Regions from separate parts of the Homo sapiens genome. Here all the other regions are linked to region 2. Evidence: chromatin loops called from intact Hi-C (ENCODE). Cell type or tissue: ascending aorta. All regions are shown on one strand.

Region 1 (2,500 bases), 780 kb after region 2:
GGGAAGTCATGGCTGCAGTGAGCCATGATTGTGCCACTGCACTCCATCCTGGGTGACAGAGTGAGGCCCTGTCTCCAAAAAAAAAAAAAAATCAGTTACACTACCCAATTGCCTAGTCTTGGAGCCTGATAATTGATGCCTTCTCCCTAACCCCAATCTAATCTGTCACCAGTTTCTGTTTTGCCTCCTATGAATTTATCCTCTTTGCTTTGTTTCCACACATTCTAGTTCAAGTATCTCTCTTGTGGCCCTGCAGTGGGTCTCTTATCTGGTCTCACCCATTCTGGCATCTCTCCTATCTATTCATACTGCAGGCAGAGGAAGCATTTAGAAAAATACACTTCTTATATTACCCACTTAAAATCCTTTGGTGATGTCTTAATCTGGTCAAAGACAGCTGGCTCATAAGGGGAAACTAGGACCAAATCCTTTTTCCTTCAACCAATTAGACCCTCACACAGAAAACTTAAACTTAGCATATATGAGTAAGACAAAAAAACTTCAGATCCAGTGGGGAGGAAAAGCAGATGGCTCCTAGTCCAAGGGACAGAATGGGTCACAGCTCCTAACAGGGCTGACTGCAGCCTTGGGTAGTGGGGGTGTTAGATTGTGGCATACGGGTGGCATATATGGGTCCCTAGTCAAGGACAGAGCAGTGGTTTTATCAAGGGGTATAACCCTTGTATAAGGTGTAACCCGAGTGAGTATCCTATTATGTCAACACGGCTCCAGAAAGTTGTTCAGTCATTTTCATAGTGAGTGCATAAGAGTGACTTTTCTGTACTCTATTATTCAGGTCCACATAACTTACCTGGATCAAGAGGAGACAGGTAGAGACCCCCACGAGTGTGGCAGCGGGTTAGGGAGGGAGGTGGTTCTGGGTGTACCAAGATAGAGCTCCCGTGGAAGAGGAAGGCACGGCCCGTAGTGGCTCTAATCGGGAGAGAAGAGGGAAAGGAGGGACGTCGCTGCCCGAGGGAGTAGTTAATGGAGGAAGCAAGAGGTGCCAGGTACTATTCAAGTAGCTAAGGGGGAAATGACGACTTCTGAGATTGGGTTGTCTAGTAAAGTATGACTTCTTAGTTAAACCTCGAGAGTGGACAAGTGGTAGAGGAAGGGAGGGGTGAAGGCAAAGAACGCTACTCAGTAACGCTCGGTTCAGCAGTGGTGCTGTGGACTGGAAAACAGCTACCGAAGAAAGGCAGGGGATTATTTTTCCTCGTGCATCCCGGCCCAGGAGGCCGCGCCCTTGGGAAAGCGGGTCTCCAGAAGGGCCTAGCTTTCCGTCAGCGGCGGTGCAGACAGAGGACAACACGGCGCGGTAGCTGCACCGCCTCGGCGGAAATCCCGGGCGAAGGGGTGGGGCGGAGCCGGGAAATCCGGGGCTTCCGGCGCGGCCAGGGCCCAACTTCCGGCGTCCGTCGGGCAGCAGCGGGGCTGTCTATCCCGGCTGAGGACCCGCGGCCAGTGCGGGTGGCTGGCTTTGCCATTAGCGGGGGCCTTTCCTGAGGACGGCGTACGGAGTGTGGGTGAGAAGCCGCTGTAGGACTGAAGAGGAAGAAGCGCAATTGGGGCCGGGAGGCTGCAGATTTTGTGACAGGGTTCGGGAACTACTAGTGGCGCCCCCAGGCCGCCCCTCCTCTCGAGCCGGGCCGTGCGCTCTTGCTCTGTGCGCATTCCCTGTTTTCCGCGTCGGAACCGCCCTCTTTGCAGTGGCCCCGCGCGTGCGCATAGCTGGGCGCGAGGCGCGCTGTGGGTCTCTGCGGGGCGGATCGTGAAGCTAGTGTGTCAGTCATTCCTCGAAGCGTGCTCTTGGGCTGTATTTTGGAGCTAGCGTCCCTCCTGGTCAGTTTGGCGTTTTTAAGGCCCTGGTACTTGGTTTAGAACCGAGTGCAGTGACCAGTCTTGAGGCCCCTTCCCAGCCAAGAGATGGGGGGATGGAAGTTGAGTTGGTGCTGAAAGAGTTTGTTGTTGGGGCCTTCCAGCTGTGGACACCGGGATTCATGAGTTAATTCACGATCTTTATTGAACGCCTAAATAACCCAGTGGGAAAGGCAACACAGTCCCTTATGCACAGAGCTTAACAGTTTAGTAGGAGAGGCGCGGGCTGGTAACCAGGACAGTGGTAAATGTAGTAGGACCACAGGTGGCTCCTAGCCTAACTCTGGGAGAAAAGGAGTTGGACCCAGAGGAGGCACGCCAGAGGAAGTGATGGTTATCAGAGACTGAGGGCTAAAGGGATTGGCCAGGAGATGAGGGTGTAGAGGGGCCCGAGTAGTTGCAGACAAAAGTCCCGCAACGAGGGAGGCAAAGTGTAGAGCTCTTGGCCGCCTGCAGTACCATGGAACTTGGGTGCTAGTAGAGACAAATGTGTTGGAGAGGGTAAACCAGGACTCTGTCCACCAGTGTTCATTGTTCAGACTTTATCCAGAGGTCAGCGGGGAGTCACTGGAAGAGTTTTAACTGGGGAGTGGCTGAATAATACCGTCATTTATTGAAT
Region 2 (2,500 bases):
CTAGTGCTTCTTTCCCGCTTATTTGAAGTCCCCAATTAAATCTATAAACTAAGCCACACATGAGAATGAATTACTGGACAGGCAGCCAAAAAAAAACTGTGTTCTAGTCTTGTCTCTGGCACCTGTGTGAAACCTAAGTTTCTTTTCAACTTTAGTTCTACGGTACTCCCTGCCTGTGTCACAGTGGGTGCATAGTAAACACCTGATGTGATTAGTTGGGCTCAATATTTTGTCAGCAGAGGCTTGGGTGTTCCTAAGGGTAACCGCAACAAGGTTTTCCCTGGGTGCAGTTATGTTCTGGGCAGCCGTAAGTTTAGGGCCTTGCTGCCTCCTGTAGGGCAGATGTGCAAGTTGGGGCCTAATCGTCGCAACAGTGGAGAAAAGGGGAAGGGAAGATATCCCAGCCATTAAGGGACATCGTGACAGATGTTTCTTTTAGACTTCACAAAGACCCTTCGGGACATGGATTATTGATATCATTTTTACTGAAGACGGAACCAAAATTTAGGTTAAACACTTATACCTGGCATCCCCTACCCGGGCCCTAAGTGCTCTCCAAAGACCCCACCTCTGGGCTTATTTACATCGCGAACCCGCCCTCGTTCAGCAACACGAGGGCCCCGCCCGCTCATTTGCATAGGGCGCGCCCAGTCACGGGCCGGGTCCTCGGGCTTCTCCCGAACCCCTTTTCTCTCTCAGGCGCGTCCTCCGCGCTGCGCGGGGCCTCCCCGTGGGATGAGCACGTGTCCGCTGCCGGCCTCACGACGGACGGTGGACGAGGCGGCAGGCCCCTACAGGCCCCACCCACGACGCTGGCGAGGGATCGGGCGGTCACCGGGAATCGTCTTAATGCGCGGCAAGGCGCGGGCCTCTCCCTCTCCGCCCGTGAGCCCCGGTGGGAGCGCGCCGGCGCCCAACTCAAGCGAAACCGCGGGCGTCCCGCCCCGCCCGGCCGCGCCCCGCCTCGCCTCACGCTAGACTGGGGAGGCGGGACCAATCAGCGAGCGACGTCTCCCTTCCGATTCGAGGCCCCCGATGCGCGGCTCACACCCCGAGCTTCCCTCGTGCTGATTGGCTGCGGGCGCCGCCGGTCCGGCCGGGAGGCGGGGCGGGCCGTAGGCAAAGGGAGGTGGGGAGGCGGTGGCCGGCGACTCCCCGCGCCCCGCTCGCCCCCCGGCCCTTCCCGCGGTGCTCGGCCTCGTTCCTTTCCTCCTCCGCTCCCTCCGTCTTCCATACCCGCCCCGCGCGGCTTTCGGCCGGCGTGCCTCGCGCCCTAACGGGCGGCTGGAGGCGCCAATCAGCGGGCGGCAGGGTGCCAGCCCCGGGGCTGCGCCGGCGAATCGGCGGGGCCCGCGGCCCAGGGTGGCAGGCGGGTCTACCCGCGCGGCCGCGGCGGCGGAGAAGCAGCTCGCCAGCCAGCAGCCCGCCAGCCGCCGGGAGGTGGGTGCGTGGCGCCGCGGCGGCCGGCGGCCGAGGGCGGAGGGCGGAAGCGGAGGTGGGCTGGCGGGGGAGGGCGCGGCCGTGCGGGCGGCCGGTAGGGCTGCGGGCGCGCGCCTGAGGGGAGGAGGGGCAGCGCGGGCGCGCGCGTCCTCACCCCCTCCTTCCCCGCGGGCGGCGGCCAGGCTCCCTCCCCTCCCCTTCCCTCTCCTCCCCTCCCCTCCCCTCTCTTCCCCTACCCTCCCGCGCGCCCGGGCCGCCGGCCGGGCCCGGGCCTGGGGGCGGGGCGGGAAGACGGCGGCCGGGAGTGTTTTCAGTTCCGCCTCCAATCGCCCATTCCCCTCTTCCCCTCCCAGCCCCCTCCATCCCATCGGAAGAGGAAGGAACAAAAGGTCCCGGACCCCCCGGATCTGACGGGGCGGGACCTGGCGCCACCTTGCAGGTAAAGCCTGGGCGCCCGCGGGCCTCCAGCTAGGGAAGTGTTTGCGTGCGTCCGCGGCCGGGGCGATGGGCCGTGTCACATGGCCGCTGCGGGTGGGGGCTGGGGTGTGGTGAGTTCGGGGGCTGTGGGTGCGCCGGCCCGGGCGTGCGGGTTCGGGGCCGGAGAGCCGGGAAGGGACGGGGCTCGGTTGCACTGCGCTGCCGCCCAGGCTGACGGGGGCGGGGGCTGCCTGCGTCCCTTCCCCTCGCTGCTCTCACACTCCATAGTTTGTGGTTCTGATTTTTAAAGCCGAAGGGCCAGAGCTCTTGTTTCAGGAGTTGTGGGGAAGCCTTGTTAGGGACGCGTAATACTTTGCCTCCACTTTTTTTTTTTGGTCTCGTAACCTTTGTTAACAGTGGTAGTCTCGGGTTTTCCATGGCTTGTGTGTACTCACAAACACGCACACAGCTGATAACTCTGTGATCATCCTTCACTCACTTGTGAAAGTTGTTCTGCGGGTGGAGCCTATTAGTTTTTATCACACGCCTTTGGAAAGCCCTCGAAGTGATTTCTCGTATTTCAAACTTGGTTTTTAAAATTGCAACTTACTTTGTTCTCTTGGAGGGGGATATTGTCTTTGGG
Region 3 (2,500 bases), 230 kb before region 2:
CCCAGCTTCAGAGTCACACAGCCACTGTCCAGGGCCATGCTCATGCCCAGCCACATTCACAGTTATTATAAAGGGGGGAGATTTTGCTCAGGGCTCATTTTCCAACTGTCCTTTTCATTCTTTTCTCCTGTCAGGATGGGAGAGAGATGGCCAAGCCATCTTTGGGGCCTCTCCAATAAAGCAGATGCTGACATCAGTCATTCCAGCGCCCCTACATCCCTTCTCAGGCCCAGTAGCTGCCGCTTCACTGAGGACCAACGGGCCCCATTCGGAAACATCCCCCACCAGTGCCTGACATCCCACCCTTAGCAGTTTCATTCTCCTAGACAGGAGGGCCTGCCCTCCCTCAGCCCTTCCTACTGACTGCATGCTGAGCATGAACGTTCATCCTCCTCAGTGACATTTTTCTCCCATAGGTCTTACCTGCCCAGAGCTCTTCTGTAGCAGAAACTGAGCCTGTCCTCTCCATCCTGCGTCTCTTATTTACTGAGAGGCACTATTGTGTGCTGAGAACTGCCCTGGGCACTCCCTGTACATTATCTCATTGAATCCAGCATTGGCCCCGGAAGATGGGCATTACGGTCCCTATTTTCCTGTGGGGGAACTTCAGCTCAGAGAGGAGACAGAATTTTACAAGGTCACACACAGCTATGAAGTGACAGGGCCAGGATTCAACCCCACATCTAACTCCAAGACTCTTGGACCATACCATGTGATCTCCCTCGTGCATAGGAGGTGCTTAACAGATCCTTAATGACCATGTAGCCAATACATCCCTCTGCCAAACCCCAAATGTGGGGGAAGAGGTAATAATAGTAACAACTGTCTATGAAGTCCCTATTATGTGCCAGGCACCAAACCGCAGCACTCAGTGAGGTGAATACTATTACTATCTCAATTTTACAGATGCAACAACTGAGGCATAGAGAAGTCACTTGCCCAAGGTCACCCAGCAGGTAGGTGAGCTGGGCTTCAGTGCGGCCCTGCCTCTGAGGTGGAGTCCCTGCCTCCACTGTTGCTGGATCCTCCTTTAGCTCCCCGTGGCTCTGTTTCCGGTAGAAGGTAGAAGGCTGCAGGGAAGGAGGCTGGGGCCAGGGGTGGTGTTTGCGCCTCGGGGACGCCTGCAGCTGGCACTGCCCTCCACCCAGCTGATAACTACAGCCGGGTCTGGCACGAAGCCCTGCCTGGAGGTGGGCGGCCTGCGGCGGCGGGGGGTCTGGCTCTGCGTTCGCCCCTCTCAGCCCCGCCTCGCCCCCTGCGGGGTCAGTGCGGGTCCCGCCCGCCCGGGCAGGCGCCGGCCTCTCAGGCGGTAACCGGGTAACCGTGGGCAGGGGCGGTGCCGCGCCGGGCCGCGGCCTCCCGGGGAGGCGGGCGGGTGGGGAGGTCGAGCTGGAGCGATGTGAGAATGCGGAGGAGAGGCCCGGGAAACAGGCTGCGGCCGCGGGGAGGGGCGCCCGGGAGGAGGGCGATGGCTCCCGCAGGAGGAGAGAGAGGCCGCGGGGGCGCAGAGTGGAGGGAGAGGGCGGGGCGCCCGGGAAGGGGCGGGGATAGAGGAGGGGCCTCCGGAGCGGGGCGGGGCTGGGGCGGGGCGCCCGGGCCGGGCCGGGCCGGGCAGCCGAGTGAACGCTGCAGGAAGGGGGCTGCGGGCAGGCACGGAGTCCGGGGCGCTTGTGGCCGGGCGGAGCGGCTGTGGTTGCTTCATGTCCCGGATTCTGCTTTCTCAGAGGTCAGGCGAGTGGGGCCGGCAGGGAGAGAAAGGTGGGCGAACCAGTCTGAACAGGCCGGGCAACTGGAGGAGCGTGGGCCCGGCGAACTGGGGTGCTGCCCAGCACCCTCTACCCTCACCACGCTCGGGAATTTTTCGTGAATCCGCCCCGTTGGTTTTACAGTTTCCTCTCATCCCGGCCCCACCCTGTCTCCTGACCCGCCCTCCCTTCCTCCCCTCTCTGAGCTGGCTCTTCCAAGGGATCGGTTAGCCAAAGGGAGGCACCAGCTCTTTCCCTGGACTCTCCCACTCCCAGCCCTCCTGGAGAACTCAAATCTTGCACGTGCTCTTTCTCTTTCCCTGCCCCCGTCCCCCAGGCCCTCTGGGTCTTGGTGAAGGAGACCTTGAGTCAGCCCAGGAGGCCCTCCCTCCCCCACAGCCCCCTTTAGGGTCCCTTCTGGGTCCCCCCCACCTCCTCCAGCCCCAAGCACCCAGGGCCCACAAGCTGCCAGGCCTCTGCTGGCAGGCAGGGAAGACCCAGGCAACCTTAGAAGGGTGGGAACCACACCCTTCTCATGGCTGTGTGCGTTTTGCTTGAAGGTGTCTGCAATCAAAGACGACCCCCCACTGCTCCCCCGGCACTGGAAAAAAAAAAAAAAAAAACTTGTCTCAAATGGTGGAATTCCAGATGCAGGACCCCAGATTTGGGGGATAGGGAGCAGATATTTGGGACAGGGGAGGCCTTTCAGGGATCCCTCATATCACATCAAGAAGGCCACCTGGCCCCCCTCAGAC

Evidence for each region. A loop is a pair of places that touch in the nucleus more often than their neighbours do. Peaks named below come from ENCODE experiments on the same cell type or tissue, not always from the same donor. Only the 100,000 strongest peaks of a DNase experiment are listed, where the experiment ranks them.
Region 1: a loop joins it to region 2, with 4 times the contacts of the local background. A loop is called at or near these places in 8 of 110 quality-filtered maps.
Region 3: a loop joins it to region 2, with 4 times the contacts of the local background. A loop is called at or near these places in 5 of 110 quality-filtered maps.

The regions. Positions count from the first base shown.
Region 1 is chr18:47,149,407-47,151,906 of GRCh38, reverse strand. HDHD2 (haloacid dehalogenase like hydrolase domain containing 2) reads left to right here and starts at 1,407. Exons shown (of 7, transcript NM_032124.5): 1 at 1,407-1,529. RefSeq lists an enhancer at 1,939-1,998. In ascending aorta, no CTCF peak of the experiment used is centred here; DNase peaks (open chromatin) are centred at 918, 1,376 and 1,726; H3K4me3 peaks cover 2,332 bases; H3K27ac peaks cover 2,115 bases.
Region 2 is chr18:47,929,740-47,932,239 of GRCh38, reverse strand. It overlaps SMAD2 (SMAD family member 2), which reads left to right and starts at 1,581. Exons shown (of 11, transcript NM_005901.6): 1 at 1,581-1,879. It overlaps LOC124904297 (a long non-coding RNA gene), which reads left to right. Exons shown (of 2, transcript XR_007066360.1): 2 at 1-52. RefSeq lists silencers at 663-1,592, 1,623-2,152. In ascending aorta, no CTCF peak of the experiment used is centred here; DNase peaks (open chromatin) are centred at 1,009 and 1,879; H3K4me3 peaks cover 2,500 bases; H3K27ac peaks cover 2,209 bases.
Region 3 is chr18:48,160,804-48,163,303 of GRCh38, reverse strand. All of the region lies in intron 3 of ZBTB7C (zinc finger and BTB domain containing 7C), which reads left to right. ZBTB7C-AS1 (ZBTB7C antisense RNA 1) reads right to left here and starts at 588. Exons shown (of 5, transcript XR_001753437.2): 1 at 424-588. RefSeq lists a silencer at 1,469-1,668. In ascending aorta, no CTCF peak of the experiment used is centred here; DNase peaks (open chromatin) are centred at 1,513 and 1,953; H3K4me3 peaks cover 1,593 bases; H3K27ac peaks cover 2,239 bases.